Regions from separate parts of the Homo sapiens genome. Here all the other regions are linked to region 3. Evidence: chromatin loops called from intact Hi-C (ENCODE). Cell type or tissue: PC-3. All regions are shown on one strand. Links, peaks and the distances in the headings refer to the core of each region. The heading gives the core; the rest is flanking DNA. Region 1 overlaps CNTNAP2 (contactin associated protein 2). Region 2 overlaps CNTNAP2 (contactin associated protein 2). Region 3 overlaps CNTNAP2 (contactin associated protein 2).

The links. Hi-C counts contacts between places; a loop is a spot of excess contacts. Peaks named below come from ENCODE experiments on the same cell type or tissue, not always from the same donor. Only the 100,000 strongest peaks of a DNase experiment are listed, where the experiment ranks them.
Region 1: it touches region 3 in a loop (12-fold over the local background); 7 of 110 quality-filtered maps call a loop at or near these places.
Region 2: a loop joins it to region 3, with 5 times the contacts of the local background. A loop is called at or near these places in 2 of 110 quality-filtered maps.

The regions. Positions count from the first base shown.
Region 1 is chr7:148,078,335-148,089,272 of GRCh38, reverse strand. The region is part of intron 15 of CNTNAP2 (contactin associated protein 2); the gene reads right to left. Among named protein-coding and RNA genes, the nearest start is that of C7orf33, 510 kb to the left of the region's middle. In PC-3, for the core only: a CTCF peak has its summit at 5,039 (motif pointing right); a DNase peak (open chromatin) is centred at 5,022.
Region 2 is chr7:147,239,254-147,250,191 of GRCh38, reverse strand. The region is part of intron 8 of CNTNAP2 (contactin associated protein 2); the gene reads right to left. Among named protein-coding and RNA genes, the nearest start is that of MIR548F4, 130 kb to the left of the region's middle. In PC-3, for the core only: a CTCF peak has its summit at 4,725 (motif pointing left); a DNase peak (open chromatin) is centred at 4,681.
Region 3 is chr7:146,732,420-146,743,357 of GRCh38, reverse strand. The region is part of intron 1 of CNTNAP2 (contactin associated protein 2); the gene reads right to left. Among named protein-coding and RNA genes, the nearest start is that of CNTNAP2-AS1, 360 kb to the left of the region's middle. In PC-3, for the core only: a CTCF peak has its summit at 6,367 (motif pointing left); no DNase peak of the experiment used is centred there; H3K27ac peaks cover 634 bases.

The DNA.
Region 1 (10,938 bases), core at 1,627-9,626, 1.3 Mb before region 3:
ACATGGCAAGAGTGGGCATCCTTGTCTTCTTCCTAATCTTAGAGGAAGAGCTTTCAACTTTTCTCAATTGAATATGATGTCAGCTATGGGCTTGTTGTATGTGCTCTTTATTGTGTTGAGATACATTTATTCTGTACCTAATTTGCTGAGTGTTTGTTTCATGAAAGAAAGTTAAATTTTGTCAAATGACTTTTCTGCATCTATTGAGATGATCATATGGGTTTTGTCCTTCATTCTGCTAATGTGGTGCATCATATTAATTATTGTATATTGAACCATCCTTGCATCTCTGGGATAAATCCCACCTGACCATGATGAATGATTCTTTTAGTATGCTGTTGAATTCAGTTTGCTAGTATTTTGTTGAGGGTTTTTGCATCTATATTCATTAGGAATATGGGCATGTAATTTTTTTTCTTGTGGTGCTTTTTCTGGCTTTGTTATCAGGGTAATGCTGGCCTGGTAAAATGAGTTTGAGAATGTTTCTTCATCTTCATTTTTTGGTAAAAGTTTGCAAAAAATTGGTATTTTATCCTTTAAATGTTTGGTAGAATTCAGCAGTAAAGCTATCAGGTCTTGGGATTTTCTTTGATAGGAGGCTTTTTATTGATTTAATTTCCTCACTCATTAATGGTTTGTTTAGATTTTCTGTTTCATCATGATTCAGTTTTGGTGGGTTCTATGAGACTAAGAATTTATTCTTTTTTTAGCTTATTCAATGTGTGCTGTGTAATTGTTCATAACAGTTTCTTGTGATCCTTTGGATTTCTGTGGTATAGGTTATGATGTCTCCTCTTTCATTTCTGGTTTCATTTATTTGAGTCTTCTCTTTTTTTTTCTTAGTCTAGCCAAAATTTTATTGATTTTGTTTATTTTTTTCCAGAAAACCAACTTGTAGTTTTGTTGATCTTTTCTGTTTTTAAGTTTCTATTTCATTGATTGCTGCTCTAATCTTTGTTTCCTTCCATCTAGTAACTTTGGGTTTATTGGAGAGGTTGTAGATTTTATTAAGGGTTTGAAGTAGCTGATTCATACAAATATAAAAACTAAAGAAATATCAATGAAGGTCATAGTTTATACTAATTCATTGGAGGTGGGAAAGCAAAATGCAAAACATATTGACCATCAGTGCTAGATACAAGGATTCAACTTGCTGCTGGAAATAGCATGTGTGCTATTGCACACATGCATTTTGTGAAAGTATACATGGTTTGGAACCCTACAGAACTAGGCATAAGAAATCTTTCCAAATAATTCCCCTAAGCAGAAAGAAGAGGGTCAAATATTTCAATTCCAAAATAAAAGTTTTCATTTTCAATAAAATCACATAATTTGAGAAAAGTAGAGCATAGCAATATATAATCTTATTTGGAAAAAATTACTGTGAGCTTATGACATTAAAATAACTTGTATTTTCCATCTCTGACATTAGTAAATATAGTTAAGCAGCAGCACTGGTTTTACTTACCATCAACTCTCCTGTTTATCCCTAGTTCCCAGATTTTGGACTTTAATAGTATTCTCTACTACTCTTTACTACTTATGGTAGGGAAGCTGATTCCATGTTTTGGGGCAGTAAAACAAAACAAATTGGAATGAGTCTGGGACATCTTGTTATTGCTAGAAAACAAATATGTTTTTAAGAATGTTGGAGACTGTACTAAAACACTAAAAAATCAATGGAGTCAAGTTAAAGAGATTCCTGCTGATCAAATTTCGATGATTTGATGAGAGAGAGGGAGAAAGTGAGCATGAATTATGGTTGACTGAAAGAAGTTGGGTCTAGTCTGAAAGGTCATTAGCTTAAAATGATGCTTGAGAGAGAAAAGTTAATATAAGCCATATAAAAAGATAGTTATAATTTAAAGAAGGGTAAATGAAATAGGGTATGTTTAATGGGGATTTAATATATGTGGGTATTTTATTTCCTATGAAAACAAATTTATATTCCTTACTATATAGTCGCTATAGTGGGTAGTACAATAGACACAAAAATAGGAAGTCAAGTTTCCCTTAAAACTTAGTATCATAATGAAATCAGAAAGACTAACAACATGGGGCCCCACATAATAACTGGATAGGAATGAAGACTAGCATTTTATTGGTACCAGTGACCACGCTGTAGAAAGAAATCAATGGTGATCTCAAAAATGATAGTTCGGGCACGTGTTCTGAGGAGGAGGACTGAAAGGTAGACTCAATGCATTATCTCCTAGGAGGAAATTCTTCAATGGCCCTAATAATCTTAATAAACTATTTTTTTAAATTTCCAAGAAGGTATTCCAACAGGCCAAGTCTATATATCACAACGATGGGATAATGAAATGGGATTTGCAACACTGCTCAAATCAGTTGTGAAGACATCATGGTAGTAACGCACCATTGTAAAAATAAAAAAAAACAATTTGATATATGTGGATTTAAGTGCAGCTTAATCTGATGATGACTGGCTAGTGTCTGAATCTCCTTAGACACCTGGATCTGTGTCCTCACCAAGAATCAGCTGGATCCTGACACAGATCCTGCAGTTGGCTGCTCTCAGGTAGTTAGTTTTCATTTGGATATGGTAATATTTTTGAACCCTAAGAAGCTATAAAAATAGAAAAATAGCTGATATGTTAAGAATATAACCCAGGAAAAGACTAAGAAGAAAAATGTGAGTCCGGACAAGGGTCACATTCACTATATTAGCACATTTATAACTGATTTTAATCTAAAAATACTGATTACCTTTGTATTTACAACAATTTTGTGAGAGTTTTGCATATTGAAATGCATTTAAAATATTTAGGAAAATTAGATACATCAAAATTTTTATTTCAATGAAATGCTTAGAGACATTGTGATCAATATTTCAGTGTTTGGAAAATTTAATTTGTTGGAGCACTAGTTTTTGATTGTTAGTTGCATTGAGTAGATAAGTAACCTATAGATACTTGAGAAATGTTGATACTTTTGTTTAAATAAATGTATATTATTTAATTCATAAAACTAAAAAATGGGCATTAAAGAAAGTGCAAAGAGAAGTGTTTCTAAAAGCAAAAGAGGTCTTTCTAAAACCCCTTTGTCATCAATTATCATAACTATCAATTATCATAAGGACATAGTTTCAAATCCCCCTCAACACACCAAGTAATTGTGCTCAATTTCTAGTTGGGCAAACTAAACTTCCTGAGACTCCTTTTTCTTCTGTGTATTACATCTGAAGGTTGTTTCATAAGAAAATAAGACATTTAATAATTTAAGAGAGACAGATCTAGGCTTAGAACTGGTAAAAAGTAGAAATTCAATAAATGCAATAGAAAGGTGACTGAAAATTTAATATGGCAGAATAACTTGATTGAAAAATGGTTGTCTGTGTCATAGTATCATTTCCTTCATTTAATTGGTTATAAGGCCAGGCTTGGTGGCTCACACCTGCTATCCCAACACTTGGGAGGCCAAGGTGGGAGGATCACCCAGGAGTTCGAGGCTGAAGTGTGCCATGTTCATGCCACTGCACTCCAGCCTGGGCAACAGAGCAAGACAGACTGACAGGAAGGAAGGAGGGAAGGAAGGAAGGAAGGAAGGAAGGAAGGGAAAGAGAAAAAAGAAAGGAAGAAAGAATATATTTAATCATAGAAGATTCTCAGATTGTCAAAATTTCAAAATTATAAAATGAATGAAAATTTGATTAAAAGTTCAGAAATCACGGTACTAACTAATAATCTTTTCAATTTGGGAGCTGAAAAACACGGGTATTCTTTTAAAATTAGTTCAGATACAGCACTTAGAGGGGTTAGTCAATTGGTGTATATGTAATATGTATGTATATATGTATATTTAATAGAAGAGATTTTACAAGGCCTTTAAACTTGTGAGAATAAAAAACTATTTTGAAAAGCTATGTTGATGCTTAACAACCCAAGCTATATCCTTATAAAATAGAAAAATTCACATTTGAAGCTCAATCCTTAAGAATCATCATTTTTCTCATAAAATTTTCTGAGCTTTATATAATAGCCCTAGGCAGGAACACATCTGACTTGTACTGAATTTTTAGACCTCGATGTATTTACATAAATAATCCAAAGGGAAATAGGTTGTTTCCAACAGCTTTAATTAGTTTTCCATATATATAGGTCATAACTGGGTTTTACTTAGATATTACATTTAGTAATGGCTGTTAAATATAAATTGAGTGTGTACCTGGGAGCATTAATTCATAGACATCTCACAAAGAATATGGAACATCAACACAGCTTTCCCATTACTCAAACTTTTATCACTAGCCTGAAATTGACCGACTAAATGACTGTCGTGGGTAACACATAATGCTGTAAAACTTATTACAGAATAAAAAGCTTGAGGGATCATTGGAGTGTTTAACATCAGGACTGGCTTGTTTTCCCATTACACTTGATAAAAGAACCAGCCAAATTGCCTTGAATGAAACTTTATTAAACAAACAATGTCAGTTCTATACCTATGCACTCCTCTAGGAGAGTGTGGATTATTTTGATCATAATAAGAGCACTTCCCAGCCCTTCCTCATGATTTCTCTGGACAAGAGACCCAAATGATTAGCATGTAAATGACCTGTCATATTATTAAATTGTTATTGCAGTGAATTAATACAATTAAGCAAGTAATATAATTTCAGTGCAATCTTCTTTACATTAAAATGCCATTCCCTTCTTTCTTCCTGTCTAGCATAGCAAAAAAGAGGAAAGAAAAAAGAAAGAAAGAAAAAAGGAAGAAAGAAAAGATAATGATTTTAAAGAATTTTCAGCAAAGAATTATATTCAAGGTCTGAGAGCCACAAGAGTCTAAAGATAAAAGAAGAGAAAAATGCTCTGGGCTTCCGACCTGTGACATTCTGCACAGTCCCGGGGCAGAGAGCCAAGCCTCTACTGTTTTGCTGCCAGGGAGTTTAATAGAAAGATCTGCTCTTTGATCACTGTGTGGGATTCTGTGACTGAGGAAGAGCCCTGGCCCCTCTCCTAGCACCACCAAAGCCTCTGTAAAACTCTTATGTGGCTTCCACCAGGTGGCAGCAGGAAACAAGGTTTGCACAAAAATTGATGTCTTGGTCTAGAGTAATGAACGCATTAAAAGAAAAATGAATTGCCACAGTCCTGTGAGAATTCATATTAACAAACTCTGCTTTAAGAAAATAAAGTCTCCTGTGAAAATTTTTCTCAAGTGTGAGTTGTTGCAGCAAAAGAGAAATTTCAACTTTCAGGGGATCTTAAAATCAGAATGTAACATTTTGGAAACAGACGGATCTGTGATACTACATCTATGGTCACCTACGGAGTGTCAGATCCTGGTTTAAAAAGCACTGGCTTAAATGGTAAGGAAAGAAGGTATTTTTTTCTCTTTCCCTCTTAAGAAAACAAGTGCAATTCATGGAGACTCTTAGTTATGTAATTTCTAGAAATTAACACAAGTGACAGATAAAGGATTTGCTGAGTACACAGTAGGTATTCATTAAGTAATTGTATTTCTTTCTGCACTTTTGCAGAAAGTGTGAGTCTCCAAAGACTCCTGCGTCCCCAGAGACTTCTGAGAGGCTCTAGAGATAAGTCACATAACTGCCAAGCTTGAATGTTCTAAGAAATAAACATTATCAACCTCTTCCTTCAAATGCCAGTATTTTATTTCATGCATAAAAGGAAAGGTATGCAGAATGTTTGAATGTTTCTGCCCTTGGTGGAAATAGGGACTGCTAGTCTCTTCAGGGAGTAAAACATGTAAATCTCAGTCCACTTTCTCCTCTCTGCCTCTGGTTTCAGTCACCTTCTCTTCCACATGCTAACCTACCTGTGACTCCTAATTCTTCACTCCCACCCTCGGAATGTGCATCATTCCTGCCTCGTTTTCTCCCTTACAAATGTGTTCATGCTATGAAGGGAACCGAAGTGGAGTCAGAAGAAACCCACTGCCCCCCACTCTGCAACCTTATGTCATTTCTCTAATGTTATTATGAAAGGTAACTGAGAAAATGTCAGTGTCAGCCATAAATTATCATGTGCATTTAAGAAAATCATTATTTTTGAGCGTCTTCCTATGTTGCTTTCCTTCTGCTTTCAGGTATCTCCCATCTCGACAAAGCAACACAACAAAGCAATGGGATAAATCTGCTGTCCCCTTAGGGTGCAGATCCTCTTCATCCACTGATCTGGAGTGGACAGTATACACCAGTGTCCTGTATACCCTCTTTATTTCCCCTTGTCTTTTATAATGTGACTGTCCCAGAATCTAAAGCTAATGAAGTGCATTCTCTACAACCACCAAGAGAATCCCAAAGTTCAGGCCGGGTGCAGTGGGTCACGCCTGTAATCTCAGCACTTTGGGAGGCAGAGGCAGGTGGATCACGAGGTCAAGAGATCGACACCAGCCTGGCCAACATGGTGAAACCTCATCTCTACTAAAAATACAAAAATTAGCTGGGCGTGGTGGCACACACCTGTAGTCCCAGCTATTTGGGAGGCTGAGGCAGGAGAATTGCTTGAACGCAGGAGGTGGAGGTTGCAATAAGCTGAGATGGTGCCATTGCACTCCACGCTGGTGACAGAGTGAGACTCTGTCACAAAACAAAAAAAAAGAAAGAAAATCTCAAACTTCAAATCCAATGGCCTTTCCTTGGTCCTCATTCTCTTTGCTTTCTCCTTAAACCTGCGAATCCCCCACCTCCCTGAAGCTCTCTCTCTTGACTTTCATACCACAATGAGCGTCCTGGTTCTCTTCCACATCAGCTTTATTTGATGCCTTTTGCGTCTCTGACCACACTCCTCCTCTATCTCCTTCCCTAGCCTCGCCTCATATGCCTTTGCTGTGGATATTACAAGAGATGCAATCAATAAGTGTTCCCTCCAAGTTGCTCCTCCCATAACTCATAAGAGAAAAACCTCACTAGCTTGGATTTTCCCCTGGGCTTCAGTCTAGCGTCCTCAGTTTCTGGGTGTTCACTGGATGCCCTTCAGCCCTTGTCATCTGGGCCAAAATACAAGTATTGTTCTAGTTCTGTTGGTCCCAACCCTGACTTAACCCTTTTAGCTTTTATCCACAGCCACTCAGTTCCACTGTTGTGATTCTTATTTTGAAATGGCTCATATATCTCTTCCATTCATTCATCTCTTCCTTTCATTCTATTCCTACTGCAATGCCCTTCTTTAAAAGCCGGCCTGATGACTCCCACCTGTAATCCCAGTGCTTTGGGAGGCCAAGGCAGGAGAATCCCTTGAGCCCAGAAGTTCAAGACCGGCCTGAGCAATGTAGTAAGACTCCCATATCTATAAAACATTTAAAAAATTAAAAAAAACAAGCAAACAAAACAATGCCCTTCTCTATGCTTACTCCATCTATCAGCCTATATCTGGTTACTCGCCTTTCCATAACCAACTCCTCCAATCTTGCTCTCGCAAGCCCACTTTCTCACATACATTCATGCCATGAAGTCTTCCCAAATCACTGTCATTTATCATATGCTCGGGAAAAATTACTACCCCCTCAGGCCTCAGTTTCCTGGAGACATGTTTCTTCTCCTTGCCATTCATCCTCCTCTGAGGCTTAGTTCAGATATCCTCTCCTCTCTGTTAGTCAGGGTTCTCTAGAGGGACAGAACTAATAAAATAGATATATATATGGAAATTTATTAAATATTAACTCACATGATTACAATAGGCCATCCGCAAGCTGAAGAGCAAAGAGAGCCAGTCCAATCCCAAAACTGAAGAACCAGGGGTCCAATGTTTGAGGGCAGGAAGCATCAAGCATGGGAGAAAGAGGTAGGCTGGGAGGCTAGGCCAGTCTAGTCTTTTCAAGGTTTTTCTGCCTGCTTTATATTCTAGCCGTGCTGGCAGCCGATTAGATGGTGCCCACCCAGATTAAGGGTGGGTCGGCCTTTTGCAGCCCACGGACTCAAATGTTAATCTCCTTTGGCAACACTCTCACATACACACCCAAGATCAATACTTTGCATCCTTCAATCCAATCACGTTGACACTCAGTATTAACTATCACACCCTCCATGAAGCTTTCTCAGGTCCCCCTCACCCAATAAAAAAATCACACTTTGGAATAGAATAGCCCTTACTTTTCCAGTACACAGTGGCCTACTATGAATTGCATCATTTTGCTTAAGATACTAACTTCTTCACATGTTTCTTTGTCATTGAGATTTTACATTTCTTTAGGGAAGTCTGTGCGTCTTATCCTTGTTTCCATTGCAGTACTTAGCAGATGCATGATATAAATGCTCAACACATAAAGATATACCATCTGTATGCACGGTTTCCACCTATGCCTTGAGTCTCCTTTATTCTTTCCTCCCCGTCTCTAACACCTAAGAATCCATCCACATACATATTTTTGTGAAAGAATACAATGAAAATAGCTGTATGATGAGGACAATTCACACAGCTTTGAGAATGCACTTCCTCATCTGCAAACAAGATCCCCACGTATGTTGACATTTGAGATTTGTTTCCTCACATTTCCCCCCCTGCTCTATAATTTTGATCACTGATACCAGTAAAAGTGTTCCTAGATAAAATATGCATTGCATAGTGAAGGTCTAAATTAAACAGTTTTTGGATTATTACCATTCTTTGGCAAGGCATAGGTAGGTAGTGCATCAGGCTTTATCAGTTTTCTTTTCTTTTCTTTTTTTTTTTTTTTTTTTGAGATGGAGTCTTGCTCTGTTGCCCAGGCTGGAGTGCAGTGGTGCAATCTCGGCTCGCTGCAAGCTCTGTCTCCCAGGTTTATGCCATTCTCCTGCCTCAGTCTCCTGAGTAGCTGGGACTACAGGCGCCGCCACCACGCCAGGCTAATTTTGTTGTATTTTTAGTAGAGATGGGGCTTCACCGTGTTAGCCAGGACGGTCTCGATCTCCTGACCTCGTGATCCGCCTGCCTCAGCCTCCCAAAGTGCTGGGATTACAGGCTTGAGCCACCGTGCCCGGCCGCTTTATCAGTTTTCTTAGGGGCATTTACACCAAAAGCTGATCACTTGAATGGATAAGTTTATCAGTCAGGATGAGCTGGGCTTTGCTGCAGGACAAACAACCCTGACATCTTAGTGGCTTAACAAGGCAAATGTTTATTTCTTGCATCTGCTATATGCTCATTGTAAGACAGGCTCCCCACTATGTCATCTTTACTCTGGGGTGCAGGATGAAGCTGACAGAACCACAATCAACCTGGAGTGTTGCTGTTTGCAGTGATGGCTGACTCTCATAGGGAGACAACTTGGTGAACTGCACATTAGCTCTTAGAGACTTTGGCACAACAGTGATACAGGTTACTTCTGCCTCCACATCATAAGCCAAAAATAACATTTTAAGCCCCACAGCCATCTGAATTGGCCTCTCCTCTCAGCCAAGGGCATTCCAAAGTTAACCTGAAAAACTAGTTCAGGTCATGATGGGGAGTGGGGGTTGCACATGCCTCATTATACCCTCCTCCCTTTGGAATCCAGGCACAGCTGACCAGCATTAACATTAATAGAGATCTTAAGACTTTCTGTAGCAATAAGACACCCAAATCCAGCCTGACTCTAGTATAGCATTACATGACAGATAGCAGGTCCTGAAAGAAATCCAAGTATTTTGTCTTAAAATATATTTCTTTGGCAATTTTTGAAATGGCCCTGCAAAGCTGTCTCTTGTGGGGAAAAATCTAACTTCTGTAGAGAATCCCTTTCCATTTCCAGGTCTTTTCCCTAATCCAGGAGAGAATTCACTGAGTCTGGCACCTTTTTAAGTCTGATAAGAAACATTTACAATCTATTCTCTCCAAAGCCGGCTACCTGTAGGCTTTGTATAATAAGAGCCTTGGTCTCTACAACCACTTATCTTAATCCAGACACTCCCTTCTATGGATTCCAGATCTTTAGATAAACTCAACCAATTGAAATTACAATAGGACATCTGGGCAACATCATGAGAATCTGCCTATGACCTGGAAGGCCCCCTTCTACCCTTGGCTTCCAGTTGTCCTGCTTTTCCAGACAAAACCAAAGTATATCTTACATGTATCGAGTGATGTCTTATGTCCCCCTAAAATGTATAAAACCAAGCTGTAGCCCGACCACCTTGGGCACATGTTTTCAGGATTTCCCGGGACCATTGGTCACTCATATTTGGCTCAGAAGAAATCTCTTCAAATATTTTACAGAATTTGACTCTTTCTGTTGACAACATCATAGACCCAGGCAAGTCACATGCCATACAGATCTACAATTCAAGCAACGATATGCAGTGAGAATTATTCAAGATGTAGACACCACCATTCAATCACTAGAAAAATGTGCCCATTTCTTCCTCATTTTTCCCTTCTACAAATACTGTTCATAGGTTGAAAAAGCTATTTGTTGTGACATTTCTAACAAATTTGAGAGAAAGTAAACATGTTTTAAAATCTAGATTTCAATGTATTTATTATTTTTAAAAATATGTAATTTTTTCTTCTCGGAAAATCAAGTTAAAAATGTCAAAAATCTATTCTCAGGCTGGGCATGATGGCTTATGCCTATAATCCCAGCACTTCAGGAGGCCGAGGCTGGTGGATCATCTGAGGTCAGGGGTTAGAGACCAGCCTGGACAACATGGTGAAACCCTGTCTCTACTAAAAATACAAAGATTAGCTGGGCATGGTGGTGGGCACCTGTAATCCCAACTACTCAGGAGGCTGAGGCAGGAGAATCGTTTGAACCTGGGAGGTGGAAGTTGCAGTGAGCCGAGATGGCACCATTGCACTCCAGCCTGGGCAACAAAAATGAAACTCGGCCTAATATATATATATTCTCAAATCATAGGTGTAAAAAAAATGTTAAAAATAAGTATTTAAAACTCATTATTATTTTAGATTGGATGAAATAGAGAACAGGAAAATTATGCAATTTAAAAGAAGTGGCCAGGTGGGGTGGCTCAATGCCTTGCTCAACGCCTGTAAT
Region 2 (10,938 bases), core at 1,254-9,253, 510 kb before region 3:
TTGTTTTTATGGGTGTTCGCAGCCTCTGCTGGCTGATGTTAACATCACATGGGGAGCTTGTGAAGAGTAAGACCAGGGAACTACCCCATTCAGATCCACGCAATCAGAATTGGAAGGCTATGGTCTGGTATTAGAATTTTTAAAGTTTCCAGGTGATTCTGATGTGCCTCCAATGGGGAAAAAAGTCAGTTTCAATCAAATAGTCAGTTACATCTCTGTGAGACTGAGCTGTCTTTTAATCTGGATAATGAGAAAATACCTAATCCACAGGCTGATTTAGGCAGCATGAAAGCTGCGTGAGGGTTGTGTGTGCAGAGAAAAAGAAAGAAGGGCAGAGGGAGAGCTTTTCAGAAACGGAGCCTCCAGCAAAGAGCACGGAACTTTGGTAGGAAGCAATTGACTAAAATTACTGCCCAAAGTTATATCACAACTGGACTCAATCAATTATGACCTCTGACTAGTATGAAGACTGAAAACCTCAGTTTACCCAAGTCCACTGCATTTCCCAACTCCAGCTCTGAATCTTCTGTGGTGTGAGAGAGAGATTGAAGATTGGTGCTGAAACCTTTTTTTTTTTTTTTTTTTTTACCTCCAATGTCTTCCTTTATTATAGGAGACAATTTATGTTATTCAAAGGACTTTCCTAATGTGGTTTCTTTTTAATCAAGAGACCATTGTTGGTGTGTTCAAAGGTGTTAGCACTTGGATTATATTGAGAAGAGGGACAATGGTTACTTTACAAAATATTAATTTTTTTAACTTGAGAGAATTATGGTTTGAATGTCTTTCGGGGGAATAGAATGTATTGGTAGTAACTTTGATAACTTGTGCCTCTTAACGTGGTGAGTAGAACACAAATTTAGTTTAAATCTCTGCATATGCATGAACTTGAGAAAATAACACTCAGTGGCCCACATAATGATGAAATCCTATAATCACAGGCATAAAACAAGCTATTTCTTTCCTAGCCTTTCTTCTGTTTTTAACAAGTTGACTCAAAGAGTCCCTGGAAATTTTCCAAAAAATGGGCTCCTACAGCAATCATGTAATGCTTAAGTATTTTTCTTAACCCTATACAAGCTATATTGATGAAACTTGCTTTGTATTTTCAACTAATTAGGTTGGGTACAAATTTCCCTCAGTCTCTGGTATTCAGAAATTTTGTATGTGTGTGTGTGTTTTCCACCAATGCTTAAATATCAAGTTTTTTTTCTTCTCCCATAGATCAGTGGACCATTAAGGCCAGCATTGATTCAAAGTAACATTCCTGTGCTTCGTCCTGACTCAATTATAAGACAGCTTGGTCTCTTCTGTCCTAAGCTCCTTACAACCTTGTTCTCTCTTCATGCCTGTTTTCAAAACCATGTAAATAATATGCAAAGTTCTATCCCATCAAATCTAAATTTAAACCTTAGGCATTCAAAATTCATCTTCTGTAAGCAGAAGTTCTATTTCTCATTATCTTTCACTGGAGTGGCCTAATAATCATTGTTTAAATAGCAAGACTATGGGCATGCTCATCATCACCTTGTCACTTTATTCATATTGTTTGCCAAACTAGAGTAGTCTCAACTTCTTTACTAATGACAAACTGCCATGACAGCCACCGGCCCCATAAGGGACTATTAAGAGAGTTTGGTCACAAGAAAAGTAACTCATCAAACCCTTTTGTTACAGAAAATAGCTGGATGGAGAAAATACCACTGACCCTAACCCAGGACAATCCTCCTGTCTTTGAATGTCTCCATGCTGCTCACTTGCCTCCTTGCACTCAACCAAGACTGCGAAGTGTACCTGAACACCAATTAGGAGGTCTCCCACTTCCACACACAAAAAAGGGAATCCCATGGTAATAAAATGCTTTCCAGAGATTGTCTCAGTCTCTTTTAACTATATAAAACTTTCACTGCTAAAAACTTTAAACCTCTGTTGACAGAAAAGTAGCAATAGACGGGGACCTGTGCCAAATTTTGTAAATAAACAACTATTTTAAATGTGTTTCAGACTTAGTCTTTGGCACTATCTAAATCCTATAACCTTTTCGGAAGCAGTTTTGGTTCCAATGTGTGCGGTTATCCAACCTGCAATTATCCCTTTTATGTGGTATTTGCCTATTTCTACCCCTCTGTGGATACGCCCTCCCACTTCCACACAAGAATGGTAAAGTAATGGTAAGGAATTGAAAGGAGAGAAACTGTATTTTCTTTTCTTTCTGGCCTCCTCTTTATCATCCCCTTATACCTTTTTTTAAAAATTTTTTTCCTTTTCCTTTTAAAATTTCTATATACCTAAAACTGAACCTAAACGTAAGCATAAAACGTGCCCTCAATAAATGTTTTAGAGCATGCTTAACACTCTTCTCCTAAGGAAATAAGAATGAAACAGACCAGATGGCTATGTTACTTTACATATGTAACATTTAGTCCCTATGGCATTTTAACTATTCCTTTGATATTATTAGAAGAAACTTCAGTATTCCATATACTCTTGCAAATGATAAACAAAAAACTTTTAAAGGACTCAGATTTTTTTAACAGCAATGTATCTCTGTCCACTGTGGTAATCAGTCAATCTTTATCTTCAGTGTTTGAATAATATTCATAAATGTATAACCTATACTAAGTTCTTAGTAAATATCTTTGAATGCAAACATGAATGAATGTAAAAACAACTGATTGAATGAAGGAAAATCCATAGAAGATGTTTTCAAATGAGAAAAGAACTCATAGATAAGAAATAATGGGAATCTGGGAGCAGGTATAAAAATGGAAATTGAACAGAGATTAATTAGGCCATTATTCTATGGTGCCACAGATCTGTGATTCTTATTGACTGTTTTGATGGGCATTATAGTTAATGCTGGTCACCTGCCAAGGAGGTGACTTGATTCTGTTGTTTAGCAGACCTGCAAACAGTACAATGTGTCTAGCATCCTACTGAAAGCAATTTTACTCATTTGTATTACTAAGAACCCCGAGGAGAGGGGAAATAAAATTCAAATAACAAGAAATTATCTTTAATGTAAAAATGTTATAATAATATCTAGAAAATATGTCCTAGCTGGATTATTGATTTCAAAAATAGAAGCACTCTTTCTAAATCTTTATAACCTATGATATTACTTTTTATAATATTAGAAACCCCACAGGGACTGAAGTAGAGACTTGTTAAATACAGTGGAATGAAGTGAATAAAAGCTTCTTCCAACTCTGTTCAGTGATTGAGTCTCAGAAACTTTTTTGTTGGGTTTAGATTATGTTCTTTACTGTAACTTTCCAAAATAATTTGCCTTTCTTTCATTTTTCTATTTTGTCATACAAGTTTTTAGCAACTATTTTTAGTGTCACTATACAGAAACAGCATGATGTTTGATTTTATCTTGTAACTTGGTTAGGCCATGGTGGTCAGACATCACTCTGGATATTTCTGTGAGGTTATTTTAGGATGAGATTTACATTTAAGTTGCTGATTTTTAGTAAAGCAAATCACCTTCTGCTATGATCTGAATGTTTGCGTACCTCTAAAATTCATATGTGGAAGCCTAGTCACTAATGTGATATTAGGAGGCAGGACTCTTGGGAGGCGATTAGATTATGAGAACAGAACCCTCATGAGTGTAATTAATGCCCTTAGAGGCCCAGAGAATTGGCTTGCCTCTTCCATCGTATGAGGACACAGCAAAAAGACAACTCTCTACTAACCAAGAAATGGGACCTCACCAGACACTGAATCTGCCAGCAGCTTGGACTGCCCAGCCTCTAGAACTGTGAGAAATACATTTCTGTTGCATGCTATTTTGTTATAGAAGCCTGGAGAAACTAAGACATCCTTCTTATTGAGGTGAGGGTAGAGGGAGGAGAGTTCATCCAATCAGCTGAAGGCCTGAACAGAACCAAAGGTTGACCTCCCCAGGCAAGAGGATATTTAGTGAGCAGACAAGCCTTCAGATTTGATTTGCAGTAGTCTTTCTTCCCTGGGCCTCCAACGTGCTGGCCCACCTGCAAATTTTGGATATGCTATCTGCCATAATTACATGAGTCACTTCTTTAAAATAAATCTCATATATATGCCATATATATGTGTGTATATATATATATGCCATATATATGTATATATATATATGCCATATATATGTGTATATATATATGCACGTTATATGTGTATGTGTGAGTCTTATTTATATATAAGATTTTACAGAATTGTAAATATGTGTATATGTAAATATATATGCATGCATATATTTGTATATATAAATATATACATGTGTGCATATATATGTGTATACACACACACAGATACATATATCCTATTGGTTCTGTTTTCCTGAAGAACAATGACTAATGCAAACAATGACCAAAATTTGAAGATAAAAGCTGAAAGGAATTGGATTTTATTCTACAATGAAATTTTTTTTTTTTTTTTTTTTTTTTGAGACAGAGTCTTACTCTTTTGCCTAGGCTGGAGTGCAGTGGCATGATCTCAGCTTACTGCCAACATGCCACGCTAACTTTTGTATTTTTAGTAGAGATGGGGGTTTCAACCAGGTTGGCCAGGCTGGTCTTGAACTCCTGACCTCGTGCTCCACCCACCTTGGCCTCCCGACGTGCTAAGATTACAGGCATGAGCCACCGCGCCCAGCCTCTAAGATGAAATTTTATTTGAGATCTAGATCAATGAAAGCAAATGGGTTTCCTCTCAAGTGCTCCCTCTAGTGGACTGGCAGTGGCTGTCTGGACCAACCCGGGATGAAACAGCAACTGATGCTCTGTGGAGGCTGAGGTGGATTGAGGGGGCCACAGGGCTTATTTGCTACCCCACAGAGAGACGACTCCCTCCATCCCAGTAATACACTGAGGAAGGTCATTTTGTGCACAATGCATTCTCTAGAGAATTCCACTTTACACCGAGGTTTTTATTTTTAATTTTTTATTTTTTTAGAAAAGGGATATTTTCCTCTCATTTAATGGCATGATTAAAATAATTCCTTCCCAAAATGAGAATTAATACTCTTCTGAGGGCCAGCAAGGGCAAAAAAGAACAATATAATTTCTGAGTTTAGACAAAAGCAAAATTATTTTTGAAGTCGTCTAAGTATTTGGGGAAGTTGCAAAATTAAACCTCCAGAGGTTTAATGTCTTCTAAACATTTCCCTTTTAATCCCCTAAGGCCCTCTAGAAATTTCGTTTTCAGTGCCTTTTGTGGCCATATAATAAAAGTTTTCTACACTGAGGTCACTTTACCCAGCTTTACTTTCTAGAGTAAATTTTTTAATGTTGTGGACTCATATAGCTTATTAAAATGAGTAGTACTAAGAATCTAAGAAATAAGTATCTTCTATATGAGAAAACAGTCTGAGAACTATCTCTTTGCATTATATTTTTAAACAAATGATTAAAAAATATATGGGCAATAGGAAGTGATTACTTGGCCTGATCATGCTGACACCACAAAATTACAACCTCTCTTCAATCAGGTCTTAGCTCACAGAAGTCTTAAAAATCTGCTCTCCATCTACTTACCCTGCTTATCATATCATCTACCTATTTGTTATGTGTATCTCTCCCACTAAAATGTAAGTTCCTGGTGGATCATCACTTCATCTTTCTTGTTCATTGGTGTATCATCAGGACCTAAACTGGTGCCTGGCATTTACATGGAAGAAATATTTGTCCAGTGAATGGGTGGATGACTGGACTGCTTTATATTGTCAAGATTTAATCAGCCATTAAGAGAAAATTACAAGGAAATCTGAGAATTATATATCTATTTTGGAGACAAAAACTAACATTTAATATATATTTTTTTAACATATAGGGTGCTTAGTAAAGTCTACTCCTTGCAAAGAAACGTCATTTTCTTTTTATTGGCTAATGAAGGCTGCTGGCCCCTGATCTCCCAACGGGAGCTGATAAAGCGGAGATGTTCAGAAGTGGCTTTTCTTTAACCCTTCCACACTCTGTGGAGAGTAGGTTGGGTTCCTGTGTGTATCAGATAACTTTGTATATTTGAAATAGGTCTTGCCAGACCCAGGATGAAATGTACAAAGAGCAAGAATGGGAAAATGCAGCATAGTCCCCAAAGGGTGAAGTGTCTTGGGAGAGAATGACAGTTGAAGAATTTAGATTTATTAAGTCAAGAATGGAGTCCCCACCTCCACCTCAGGCAGAAACGAGTGAGAAAAGTCAGACTGATTATGTGTAAAGGAGAAATCTTCACAGAAGCAAAACTGTCTATGTCTTCAATAAGACCTATTTATTTTTATTTCTGTGAGGAAAAACCCCATAATTATAAATTACAATTTTAGTGTGTCCTTGGTGCCAACTAGATAGTAACACTGTTCAGTTTATTTAAAAAAAGAAGAAACTTTGTTCATGACAGCCCTTTGTGACCTGAAGATCTTTTAATATTTTGCAAAATGATATGTTAACCAGATAATGGAGATGTGGATAAAATGTATCAAAATTGGTGACACTGATTTGTAGGCTAGTCAGTGAGCTTCACCTAACATGAATATTTTTATCCACAAATTTTGCATTGTTAAGCAATGACCAGGACACTGATGAAAAATCAGAACATAAGCAATAGATTAAATAGATTGAATCAAGTTGATTTGTAGGTGAGCTCCTTGAGTACCCACCCACTATTTACCTTTACTTTTCCCATAATTATAAAAAGCTGTGTGACCTAAAACCTGTGCTCATGAATATTAAAAAGCACCCAATTAGAAAGTTAGAAAGTCATGTGAATTGGGAATGATGGGGGAGGAGGAAGGGTGCGTGCTGGAAGAGGACAGGTCTTCCTGTAAGTCCAGACTATCTGACACATAACATAAAAATAGAAAATTAGATAAGATAACCAAAAGAATTCTAATTTGCAACATTTAAAAAAGCAAAGCAGGCCGGGTGCGGTGGCTCACACCTGTAATCCCAACACTTTGGGAGTCCAGGGCAGGTGGATCATGAGGTCAGGAGATCGAGACCAGCCTGGCCAACATGGTGAAACCCCATCTCTACCAAAATACAAAAAAATTAGCCGGGCGTGGTGGTGGGCCCCTGTAGTCCCAGCTCTTGGGAGGCTGAGGCACGGGAATCACTTGAAACCAGGAGACGGAGGTTGCAGTGAGCTAGGATCGCACCACTGCACTCCAGCCTGGCGACAGAACAAGACTCCCTCTCAAAAAAAAAAAAAAAAAAAAAAAAAAAAATGCAAAGCATAGTGTGGAATACAACATTCAATACTTATAATGACCACAAATTCATCAAAACATGTTAAAGTACATAAGAATGGTAGCCTGAAAAAAGATCAATGGGTTGATCAAAGTCAGTGTCTCATAAGTGATTTTAAAAAGTTAATGGTAAGGAAAGGAGAATTGTTAACTTTTTACTTAGGAGGAAGGTAGAGTGGACCAAACTTTTGGGATGGGTAGAGAAATGTGCAGAGACTTCTAGTTAGCAGCCTTATTTTTAAATAGTTCCAAATTAGAATGGGGTATATTGCGAGTCAAAGAAGAAATAATAAATGGAAGAATTTAAAGTTTATATTTGATCAAAAGAGCGATAAGGAAAACTTTGAGGTACAGGCAGCAAAACGATCGGGGTACCAGTTTTTAAAAAGCTGGCAATAAGATGCAAAATAATCTGAAAAGGGAAAGGCTAGAGAATCTACCAGCCAAATGAAGACTCGTTTTCTGTCATACTACCACAGATTTCAAGGAATATACACATGGATTATAATTAAACAAAAATTCCCAAATAGAAGTTACAGAACTGGACACATGTAAAGAAGAAGCGGGTACTACTATTTATTACAGAGTTCTGGGTGCATGGACTACAGCAATGATATTTGTCCTTAATGTAGTCTAAACTTGGCAAAGGAAATGTTTTTCAGTAGAACAAAGACCTGTATTAAAAATTTGAGTATTTCTTAACAAACTTGTGTCAGAGAAAATACTGAGGTAATAAGCATTTTGGAATTCTTTTTTCACAAAGAAGAATGAATGGGGAAATAAAGATGTTGAGGTAGAATAAAAGAATCAGGACACTGAAGAAACAATGATAAAGTCGATTGCATTGTAAGGAGGAGAGAAAGTCAAAGAAAAACATTTACAAAGCGATGAAAAAATCAGGAAAAGAAGGAAATTCAAATCCAAGAGGACAGTCGGCAGTTTTGCATGGTGCGAAGAAATAAAAGTGAACATATTTGAACTCAGATTTTTTTATACATCATTCTGCTTTATAAACGTGTTTCAATAACTAGATATGAGATTAGGCTTGCCAGATTTAGCAAATAAAAACACAGTACACCAAGTCAAATTTGAATTGCATGGGCCATACTTACACTAAAACATCATTTGTTATCTGAAACTCAAATTTAACTGGGCCTCTTATTTTATCTAGCAATTCTAGATTATATTTACGAAGACTTCACCTCTCAGTTGTTTCAACATTGAAATGAGGAGTTGCAAGGATAGAGAGCAACAACAACAAAAAAAGTTCAGAAGCCTAAGAATAGGGAAGAAAAGAGCAAAACAATTTCTTTTTTTTTTTTTTTTTTTTCCTTTTTTTGAGACGGAGTCTTGCTCTGTCACCCAGGCTGGAGTGCAATGGCACGATCTCGGCTCACTTCAAGCTCCACCTCCTGGGTTCAAGAGATTCTCCTGCCTTAGCCTCCTGAGTAGCTGGGATTACAGGCGCATGCAACCACGCCCAGGTAATTTTTGTATTTTTAGTAGAGATGAGGTTTCACCATCTTGGCCAGGCTGGTCTGGAACTCCTGACCTCAACTGATCCACCTGCCTCAGCCTCCCAAAGTGCTGGCATTACAGGCAAGAGGCACCGCGCCCGGCAGAGAAAAATGATTTTCTAAAAGGAGAAACAATTAGAGCTTGTATCTAGGACCAGAGATGCCATTGCTTTGATATAAAGAGCTCAGGGAGAATGACCCAGAATTCTAACAAAGTGAAAATTGTGTTTGTCCTTGCTCTTAAAGACAGTAGCTGCCTCCATGACAGAGAGAAACGTTGTTAAAGATTGACTTGCTTCATTCTTGTACCTTGAAGCAACGTCTGATCCTAACTATGCAGTCAAATTTCAACAGCTTAATACAAATCTGATGGTCTTTTAAGTACAGATGCTCTACTGCCTGAAACTGGGCATTGCACCTGCATTATGATGTTTATTCAACCATACAAATAAACATGGAACCATTTAGTTTTACAAAATCGAGAAAACAGATGACACTGAAATAAAAGTGTCCCACCTCACCCCCAAATAAATGAATCCAAAAGGCTCAAATATATTTTCTTTTTGGTACCAAATGTCTGTATGTTTAAATGAAAGGAGTCATAATGTAGAAATAATGCCCTTCGACACAGAATTTTTATATATATCTTCAGTATTTGTTTTCTTTTACAAATATGTAATTAAACAAAGTGAGGTTGGGATAATAAACATGATGTCAGTACTCTGCTGCTGGCCAAACCAAACATTGGCTGAGACCTACTCAGTGCTGTGGGCTCCGTAACTGCAGAGTCTCCTGCAGTGAAAACTCCTAAGACAATGAGAAAGGTGACACACTGAGGGAACTCGAACACCACAGAGGCTATGGAGATAGACAGCTGAGTCAAACGTAGGTAATGTGAAATCACAGTAAGTAATTAACTTAATTGTTCACTCCAAAATTGGAAGTGAAACGCCTGGAGCTTGGGAAGGAAAATAGGAAATAAAGTTGTTTTGTTTTATTATGTTTTATGTAGATGTGTAGTGAGCTAATCACCTTGTTTATTGAGATTTTACTGTGACTGGTTTACCTGTATTTGCTCATTGCCACGACATTATAAAATAAATACTATGCATTTTCTTTTTATTAGAGACAGGGTCTCCATCTATCACCCAAGCTGGAGTGCGGTGGCACAATCATAGCTCACTGCAGCCTTGAACTCTCCAGGGTTCAAGCTATCCTCCTGCCTCAGGCCCCTGAGTAGCAGGAACGAGAGGCGCATGCCATGACACTCAGCTGATTTGTTTTTCATGTTTTTTTTGTAGAGACGGCATCTTGCTATGTTGCCAGGCTAAATACTATGGTTGTCCTCGTTCTATGGATTAAAAAAATGAGGCATAAAAAGTTTATCAGCTTTTCCAAAATCACTTGGCTAGGAAGTGGCAAAGATGAAATAATGTACACTACTTGCAGGATGGATACACCAAAATCTCATAATTCACTGCTGTATAATTCATCCATGTTACCAAAAGCCACTTGTACCCCAAAAACTTTGAAATAAAAAATATTATATATGAAAAAGATGCATTACGACTTGGAGCTCACACCTGTCATATTCATATCGCCACTTGACTCAGTATTGTGGAAAATACTTTCAATTACTGAAAAGAGGATGATGATATCTATAAAATGAATACGGTATGTTGTAGATTCATGGAAAATCATGTTGCAGGAATAGTTTAGAATTTACAATGTGTTTTGTTCTGTTTAACTTCTAGAAATGGCAATGAAACCCTTAAATATTTATTAAGCAAGATTCCTTAAACTGTACTGTATTTGTCCTTCATAATATAGTCATTATTTTCAGAAAGTTTCTATGCCCATTAGAGTGGTTATTAACTTTAAGTATGTATGCACAGTCATGAATGCGTACCAATAAAGTGTCCTTTTTTTTTTTTTTTTTGGAAACGGAGTCTCGCTCTATTGCCCAGGCTGGAGTGCAGTGGCGCAATCTCAGCTCACTGCAACCCCCGTCTCCTGGGTTCAAGTGATTCTCCTGCCTCAGCCTCCTGAGTAGCTGGTATTGCAGGTGACCGGCAACACACCCAGCTAATTTTGTATTTTTTTTTTAGTAGAGACGGGATTTCACCATGTTGGTCAGGCTGGTCTCGAACTCCTGACCTTGTGATCCACCCACCTCAGCCTCCCAAAGTGCTGAGA
Region 3 (10,938 bases), core at 1,510-9,509:
GCATCTATAACTTATGCTAATTAGGTCCACTGATGGTTTAACTTTAAGGGACACAAACACACCACCTTTTCAAGTCCCTTGTCATAGAATACCTGTTTGTACCTCCTATGGACTCTGACATGTGTTCTCCATAATAATAAGAAAAAGGAAATTTTAATTCTACAACACAAGCATTGTTTTTTTACTAATCAATTTCACTATGTCAGAGTGGATAGCATACTGATTGATGTATCAAACTTAATACTGGATTTCACATTCCAGAAAAGAAATAGCATGAAATACCTATCAGGGTTTCGATGCAGACATCTAAAATAAAATTAAAAAAAAAGATTTCACTATTTTTAGCCAAATATTTTTCTGAAAAAAATCTAATTTCTAATGAGTTCTATACTTTTTTTAAAAAAATGAAGGCTATTCAACCTTTAGAATTTTAGTCTTCTTTATGGAATCTATGAGAATATGAGAAATAGCTTTAAAATATTTGTACATATGCCTATATCAACTGTGAGTACCAAAAATCAATGTGCCTAAAAATGACACACAATTTTCAACTAAATACTAGCTCGTTTCCCGAATATATCTATTACAGTACTAATCGTTTAAACTGTGTATATCAGTCATCTTTGACATTTTTTCTCCAGTCTTTACATCTAGTAAATCATTGATTTTTTACTCTTCTCTCATTACCTACTTAAATCTTCTTCATTCCCTCTGAAATCAATTCATACTTATCCTATTGTACAGCCTTCTGATTTCTCTCTCTGCTGCTAATCTTCCGCTCTTCAGTCCGTTCTAAGGACAACCCCATGCTAATCTCTCAAAAGAGTTGACTTAAAATTATCACCTCATACATAAACTTTACAGTTGTTCATTATTACACTCTGGACTGGCATTGAAGACCCCAATTTATATTTTTTACCCTTACCATTTTTATAAGTTTTCTATATGATCCTTATGATCCGATTAATCTTGCCTATTCTTCCGTGAGTTCTGAAGGCTAAAGGTGAACATACTGGTGGTCAGTGGTTGGCAGTGGAATGTGAAAAGTACTCCTAAAGAAGACTTTAAGTATGATGGAAAATTACCCTGGACATCTATCCCCATTATATCCAGCTGATACTTTAGATAAATGTTATTTATTTAGTTTATGAAGAAATAAATAAAATAAACAAAAGACTGCAAAATAAGCAATCAGTAAACCATGAAAGTAAAGGCAGATGGACAAAAATGCCACAAACTGGCTCACTGGAACACTGCCAAAACTAGCTTAAATTTTCTTTTTTTTTTTTTAACACAGTCTAAAAGGAGAAGCAAGAGAATGAAAGCACATAATTATTGTTTTGTTCAGTAAGGAGAGTTTATTATATGGCTTGAAAAACAGCACATCACATCTAACAAAGTTAATCACTTCATGCCTGGATTATTGCTATTGCCTCTTGTTAGGGTTTTTTCCTTCCAATTTTTTATATTTCCTAATTATCCTCTAGCTCCATCCTTCGGTACCCTCTCCATTCCTGCTGCAATCTCATTATAGAATGTATTCTTATTTCCTACTACCATCTGGATCACTTTCATCTCCTTGCCAGCACTTGCGGCCTCATGCAATATTCAAATCTGTGTCTTATATCCTTCATATTAACCTTTTATTTTGGTTGTATGTATATGATTCCTCACCCTCCATGCCCATTCCTAAATCAGCCATGTTGCTCATAATATTTTCCCATCGAAAATTCCCTTCACAGTCTTCACCATAAATTCATATCCTTTGTCTTTTCGGGAACAGCTATTATTCTCTGTGCTCTGGTCTTTCTAACTCCTGTTTGCTTATCTTCTTTGTCAAGCTTATTGCCAATACACTATTATGTATAAATTTCATTCACAATACATTTCTAATAAGCTAACAATTTTACCAGCAAAATTATAAGCTCGTTGTGTCTAGGCACCCATCTTTGCAATTCTCCTGTGGATGATAATATCCAGCACAGCAACAGATGAGCAGTCAAAAATGCCTTGTGGGAGCCAGACAGTGGAGTAGGACTCTCCAGCAAGCATCCCTTCACAGAAACATCAATCTGAACAGCTATCTATGCACAAAAATAACGTCACAAGGGCTAGGATCTTTTTACCACGTGAGAGATCACAGTGCCTCGTTGTAGTACAATAATAAGAAAAGACACATTGAAAGGGTAGGAATCACAGTTTTACAATACCCACATCACCCCTCTCCCAACCCCAGGCAGCACAGTATGGAAAGAGATGCCATCCACTAGATAGAATGAAAGGGATGTGAGCACAGGATTTTTCCTGGACACAACACTGGGTACTCACAGGAAAACTCTGCACCAGCAGACCCCTCATAGCTCCATATTCCGAACCAGTACCAGCAGACTGAGCCTATAGACCCACCAGGACACCAGGTCTCACCAGGTGAGACCACATAGCCTCACACTTTAAGCTTGCTTAGTGAAATTTATCTCTGGCCTACACAACTGCCATATTGACATCAGTGGTCCCAGGCTTTGGGTAGCCCTCAGGAGCAAGCAATTCTCAGAGGCTGTGGGCTTCCAGCCAAACACAACACCTAGCCTGCTGTAGTGGGTTCCAGGCTTTTGGCAGTGTCATGCCAGTCACAGCTGTCCAGGGATTCTGGCATGCCCCAGCATTGTACCAGCTAAAGCAGGACCCAGGATTCTGGCAGTGCTACACTGGTCAACACTGGCTCAGGAGTCTGATGCGCCCCAGAACTATGCCTGCCACAAGGCTTTCCTAGAAAAAGCAAGACTATAAAAATTGGAATAAGCAATGACTTCCCATGCACAGGCTTTGACATAGAAGTACAAAGATCAGAACAATGAGAATCATGACAACACCAAACAGATATTTTAAGGTGCCAGTGACATCATACAGAAATAGCAATACATGAAGTGCCTGAAAATAATATAAAATAACCATTTTAAAGAAGCTCGGAGAACTTCAAAAAATACAGAGAAGTGAACAAAATAAAACAATAATAATAATAAGTAAAAAAATGAGAAATTCATTAGAGGGATTAAATTAAAAAAAAAAACAGAAATCCTGGAGCTGAAAAATACAATGAAAGACAAACAATACAATAGAGAGCATCAAAAGAAAAACTGAACAAGCAGAAAACAATATTTGTGAACTTACAGACAGGTTATTTGAAAATATAAAGTCAGAAGAAAAAAATAAAGAATGACAAGGACTGAAAAAAAGCTTATGAAACTTATGTGACAGCATCAAAAAGGCAAATTTTCATATCACAGGATTTAAATGGTATGTCTATGGGAAACTCACTTTGCCTGTAAAAATACACATAGACTGAAATTGAATAAATAGAAAAATATATTCCATGCAAGTAGAAACCAAAAGAGAATAGAAGTAGCTATATTTATATAAGATTAAATGGACTCCAAGTCAAAAACTGTAAAAAGGTAAAAATAAGTCATTATTTAATAATAAAGGGGTTAATTCAGCAAGAGGATATAACAATTGTAAATACGTATGTACCCATAACTGGAGCACCTAAATATACAAACCAAGTATTAATATACTTAAAAAGAGATATAGACTGCAATAAAACAATAGTAGGAGATTTACAACCCATTTACAGCAATGGACAGATCACCCAGGCAGAAAACAAAGAAACTTACACTTGAACTACATTCTAGATCAAATGTATGTAACAGACATATAAATAACATTCCATCCAACAACTACAGAATAAGCATTATTCTATGCATATTCATTCTCTAAAATAGATCATATGGTAGGCCACAATTCATAAAAAATCAGAATTTTGAAATGATACCAAGTATCTTTTATGACTATAATAATATAAAACTAGAAATCAATAGTTTGATTGAACAGGGGAAACTTCAGAAAATTTACAAATGCATGGAAATTAAAGAACGTGCTTCTGAACAATCAATGAGTCTGTGAAAAAATGTTCATGAAAACTTTAAAAAATTTCTTGAGACCAGTGAAAATGGAAACACAAAATACCAAAACCCCTGGGAGAGCAAAAGCAATTCTAAGAATTACTTTATCCATTCTAAGAAGTTTTATAGCAATAAATGCCTATATCAAAAAAGAAGATCTCAAGTAAATGACCTAACATTGCACCTCAAGAAACTTGAAAAACAAAAACAAACTAAGTCCAAAGTTAGTAGAAAGATGAAAATAATAAGGACCAGGGCAGAAATCAATAAAATAGAGACTAGAAAAGTGATAGAAAAGATCAACAAAACTAAGAGTTGATTTTTTTAGAAAGATAAACAAAATCAACAAATCTTTAGTTAGCCTAAGAAAGGCAGAAAGAGAAAGACTAAGTCAGAAACAAAGAGACGAGACGTTATAACTGATGCAACAGAAATACAAAGGATCATCAAAGACTATTATGAAAAATTATACACCAAAAAATTGGATAACCTAGCTTAACTGGATTAATTCCTTGATATACACCATCTACCAAGAGTGAATTATGAAAAAAAAAAAACAGAAAATCTTAACAGACCAATAACAAGTAAGGAGATTAAATCAGTAATAAAATGTCTACCGTCAAAGAAGAGCCCAGAACCTGATAGCTGTTTGGAAAATTGAATATTCACATGTGAAATGATGAAATTACATCCCCATCTCACACCATATACAAAAATCAACTCAAAATGGATTAAATACTTAAATCTAAGACCCACAACTTTGAGACTACTAGATAAATACATAGAAGAAAGCATTTTTATATTGGTCAGGGCAATAAAACTTTTTAGATATGACATCAAAAGCACAGGCAGCAAAAGTAAAAATATACAAATGGGAACGCATGAAACATAAAAGCTTCTGCAGAGGTAAAGGAACAATAAACAAAACGAAGAGAAAATCTACTGAATGGAAGACACTATTTGCAAACTATATGTCTGATAAAAGGTTAACATTCAAAATACATAAGGTACTCAAACAAGTCAACAGCAACAATAAAATAGCCTGATTTAAAAATGGGCAAAATATCTGAATAGGCATTTCTCAAAAGAAAGCATAGAAATAGCCAACAGGTATATGAAAAAAAATGTTGAACATCACTATTATCAGATAAATGCAAATTAAAACCCAATGAGATATCACCTTATACCTGTTAGAATGGCTATTATCAAAATGAGAAAGTGTAAGTATTGGTGAGGATGTGGAGAAAAAGAACCCATGCACACTATTTGTGGGAATATAAATTAGTACAATTGTGAAAAACAGGATGGAGGCTCCTCAACAAATTGAAAATAGAATTACCATATGATACAGAAATCCCACTACTAGGCATATTCCAAAGGAAGTGAAATCAGTATTTTGAAAACATATCTGCACTCCCATGTTTATTGCAGCATTATTCACAATAGCTAAGATATTGAATCAGCTTAAGCATCTATCAAAGGATGAATGGATAAAGCAAATGTGGTATGTGTGTTTGTATATCTATCTATATGCACGCACACACACAATAGAATACAATTCACCCATTAAAAAAGAACGAAGTGTTATCATTTGCAGTAACATGGATGAACCTGAAGGACATTATGTTAAGTAAAATAAATCAGGCACAGAAAGACAAAAGACAAAATATCTGAATAGGCATTTCTCAAAAGAAGGCATACAAATGGCCAACAGGTATATGAAAAAAATGTTCATCATCACTGATTATCAGATAAATGCAAATTAAAACCCAATGAGATCTCACCTTATACTTGTTACACATAAGTTATAAGCGTATAATAAGGTACGTTATGTATAACCTGTACATAAGGCACTTTATGCATAACCCGTTATACCTGTTCCATCTCATTCATATGTGGAATCTAAGAAAGTTCATCCCATAGAAATAAAATAAATAAAATGCTGGTTACCAGGGGCTAGGGTTTCTGGTGGGGAATGAGGAGGTATTCATTAAAGGATACAAAATTTCAGTTAACAGAAGTTATAAATTCAAGAGTTCTATTGTATAACATGGTGACTATAATTAATAATATACTAGGTCCTTCAAAAATACTGAGTTGAAGTGAAGTTTTCTCACTACAAAAAAGATAACTATGTGAGGTAATGCATAGAATAGTTAGCCAGATTTAGTCATTTCACAATGTACATATATATCAAAACATCATGTTGTACACAATAAATACATTTTGCCTGTTACTATAAATAAAAATATGTCTTGTAACTGAGTTCCAAAGTAACTGAAAAAAATAACATTCTTAATTTATTTTTTGGATGCTTTGAAGTATCACGTAAATAATAATCATATTTAGAATTTATTTTTCTTCACACATTATTTGATTAATTCCTTTCACAATAGAAAGTAAACTTACGGCTAAAAGCTCCCTCTACTGGTTCTCTCTAACATACCTGAATAAAAGTTTATATATATATATGTGTGTATATTTTAAAATTATATATCTCTAATAGATATTTCCTAAAGTCATTAATTTATTGAAAAGGCAGAAAACTCAACAATGTTACTTTTTTACTTTTCTGTGACCTTACTCATATGATCCAGTTTCTGAAGAATCTATGTTCTATTGTTCTTAATCCTTTATTTCTTCAGATGAAGCATTTGATTATTTTTCTGTCCATAAACTGTAATGCATCATCCGTAGACCCGCAACCATGCTTAGCACTTCAGTATTTCCTGGGAGGCAGTGCAGCACAGCGGTTGAGAGCTGGAACCCTGGAGTGCAGCTGCCTCACTCTGAATCATCTCTGCCCTTTAGTAGCAGCAACTAACAGTCAAGTTAGTTAATATCTACTTGTGTCAGTTGCCTCATGAAAGATAGGTAAATAACAACAGTTCTTCCCTCAGATGTGGTGGTAGGTTTTCAATGTTCAGGTAAAACACATAGTTCAGGAAAACACTTAGCACAAGGAAATAATCAATCCTCAAATCCTCACAGGCAATGTCTCAGTGCCCCATCAAAAGCAGAGAATAAGGACACCTGACTGAGTCTTTTTTTCCCATTGTCTTTGACTTTTTTTTATAGTTCTGAACTGCCACAATTTTGCTGCCAAGATTCTTATACAATTATCCTTTGGTATCCGCAGAAGATTAGTTCCAGGACCCTGCTCCATATGAAACTCCAGGAATGCTCAAATCCCTTATGTCAAACGGCCCAGTGTTTGCATATAACCTATCCACATCCTCCCTCATACTATAAACCATTTCCAGATTACTAATACAATATACATGCCATATGAATAATTGTTATATTGTATTCTTATGAGTTATTTGTGTGGTTTTTTTATTTTGGCTTGTAATTGACCTATAATAATTGTACACATTTAGGGTGTACAAAGTGATATTTCAGTGCACTTATACAATAGGTAATGATCAAATCAGAGTAAGTAGCATATCTGTCACTTGGAACATTTATCATCTCTTAATGTTGGGAACGTTCGAAATCCTCTCTTCTAGCTATTTGAAAATATAGACTAAATTATTTTTAACTACAGTCACCCTAACGTGCTATAGAACACTAGAAGTTATTCCCGCTCTCTAGCTAAAATTTTACGTCTGTTAACCAATCTCTCCCTATTACCCTCTACTCTTCCAAGCTGCTAGTAACTACAGTTCTATTCTCTACACATATATATGCATATGTATATATATGCACATACATATACATGTATATAAATAGCTATAAACATAGATAAGTAATACAGAGAAGGTAGAGGTGTATAGCCACAATGTATATTTAAATATATACATTTATATATACATGTTTCAAACCAAGTTGTTGGTGTTTTTTTGAGACAGAGTCTTGCTCTGTTGCCCAGGCTGGAGTGCAGTGGCGCTATCTCGGCTCACTGCAAGCTCCGCCTCCCGGGTTCACGCCATTCTCCTGCCTCAGCCTCCCAAGTAGCTGGGACTACAGGCCCCCGCCACAACGCCTGGCTAGTTGTTTTTGTATTTTTTAGTAGAGACAGGGTTTCACCGTGTTAGCCAGGATGGTCTCGATCTCCTGACCTCGTCATCTGCCCGTCTCGGCCTCCCAAAGTGCCGGGATTACAGGCGTGAGCCACCGTGCCTGGCCACAAACTAAGTTTTTAAAAGCTCTAATGTAAAACCATATTGACTGGTTTTCTGGTAAGAATGGCATTTTCAGGAATTTATATTTATCACTGAATGGTAAAATTACAAAGATTTTTCAAAAAAAGATGTATGCTTTCTGTATAATACCGGATTGTTAATACTGCTTACAGTGAAGGTCATTCCAATAACAATTTGTTTTGATCATCATGATATTTTGAAAACATTTCAGCATATTTTCAAAAGACTCTTTCAAAATTTAGATTTCATGGTTAAACATCTGGATTTCTTTCTCGGTTCATTTAGCTGTGTTTAATATATACACGCTGTACTCCTTCAGAAAATAAAAATAGATTTTGTGAACACTCCAGAGGTGAAAGATAACAGCATTACTCAAAATTAAGGATTTTGGAAAACTCAGTTTGGACACAGTTTTAATTTTGGAAAACACATCGAGATTCCTTGAGGAGAGGATATTATGCATATTTTAGCATCATTAAGTAATGGCAGAGTTTCAGAATTATGAAGCATGTTCAAAATTCATTTGTTCAAGTACAAGTAACATCACAAATATTTAAAAATATTTAGAATCTAATATTAGTATATCTTGCATTATGTAGTTTAAAATATTGGTTCAGACCTCTTACCTTTAGACCATACCACATTTTAATCTATTTCCTTGATGTAGGATATGTTGATTTCCTCAGAATCTCTGTTGTCTAAATTTTGTGTGACACCTACAGTCAGTTCTAGAACCTCACATAAGATAATTTTCTGTGTGATAATATCATCATTCCTTCTTATAGATTTTGAACTAGGTTGTTGAACATAAATCTTCAGATATACTTTATGCTTTTTTATTGTTATTATTTGGGATTTCTTTATACTAAATTCTGTGCATTTTCTTCTTCTCAGTCACTCCCATTAGGTGAACTCCTAACATGCTTTTTGAAAACAATTTTAACTCTCTATATATTTATATTAATAAAACAGCTCAACAATATATAGCTCTATACCCAGCCTTGAAAAATAATAATACACATTTCTCCAGTTGGGGTCAAATATAGGAAAAACTAAGCTGCTGCCAGCCTATGAATTTGTCTCACCTACTGTACCTCTGTACCTCACCTTTTATTAGTACTGGGTAATGGAAAAACATCCTGTATTTTGGTGACCAAAATCATAGGTACAAGCTACCAGCATCTTTATTATTATTATTTTAAGCAAGGGAACACCAGTTAATGTGAACTGACTCATTAAATATCTATAAGAAATTAATGTACCAATGTAGCCAGCATCTTGAAAATAAATGCTAAATGAAGAGAGGGTAAGGAGATGGGTTTATGTTTTATAGAGAATATTTGAGCATGCAGCCTGCAAAAACAGAAAAAGAACTATGAAACTCTCATACCATGGACATGGTCAAGTAACAGATGTGGAAATGAAAGCCTCTTCTCTGTGACTTCATTTATCCTATTTCTACCCTCAAACAGTATTTCCTTTCTCTCATCTCTCCTCAAGTCTTGTCTGGCTCCTTTTCTCTCTTCCTTTTCCTCATTTATATTTCTTTCTCAGTCCTGGCTCTTCCTCCATGACTGCACATCCTCATCAGTCAATCTTAAGTGCCAGCAAGCAGCAACTTTTTAAATGTCAGTTTATTCGCTATAGGAAAGGGTAGTCAAACTAAGTAAATGTCACTTAATCTTATTATAATATGAGACTGTACTAGTTCAAACAAATTAGCAAAATAGTCTGAGTTATTTCAAAATCTAAAGTTAGATTTTTTAAAACATGGTTTAAAATTTAAATTTTAAAATGAATTTAAATGTATATATTTTATTTCTTGTTTTTTGTTTTTTGCAGTTAATTATAAAACACTATAAATAATAAGCAAACGAATAAAATGACAACTGAAAAGAATAATGCTTCATCCCCAAATATTCTGTTTTTATGATTTATTTCCTATGTAAATATTTATTTTGATGGGAAATAGGTAAATTTGACATTGGTCAAGTTTGTAGCTGTCACAGTTTCAAATTACTAAGGGTCTGGATTCCTGAATGTTTGACTAAACTGAATAAGTACCTATTTCCCGTGGGCTCTTGAAAGAGTAGCTCTTAGCAAAATCAGTCTATTTAGCTCATCAGAGACTTTTTAGCCAGCATAGGATTTCCATTCTCAATCCCAATTAATATCTTTTCTATTAGTGGTCTATGATTATATATTAGTGCAGTCTATTTTTTATGATTAGAATATCAACTTTTGAAAATGTAGTTTCTTTTATACATACACAGTCACACTTTCACCCTGTATCCTTGGGAATTCAACCAACTGCAGATTGAAAATACATATTTGAAAATACAAAACCATTAAAATCACAATAATAAAAAATAATGCAAATAGCAATACAATATAGCAACTATCAATACAGCATCTACATTGTATTAGGTATTACAAGTAATCTAGAGATGATTTAAAGTATACAGGAAGATGTGTGCAGGTTATAGAAAATACTATGCCATTTAAAATAAAGAACTGAAGCATCCGATTTTGGATTTTGAATCTTGTTATCTATGGGGTCATGGAACCAATTCCCCCACGGATAATGAGGGACAACTGTATTTCTTTTTGGTATGATGGCCAAATCAGTGTTAAAGAATGGTTCAAAATCTATCATCTGGAACAGAAGAACAACATGAGTAAACCTTTGAATTATAAATGCATTGAAGTTATCTCTCTTCTTTAAAAATGCAGTAGAATATCATATACAACACACAAAAAAATGAAGAAGGCAATTCCAACAAGAGAGGAAAATAGAGCTGAGAAAAGCATCTGACATACAATATTTTCCTCAC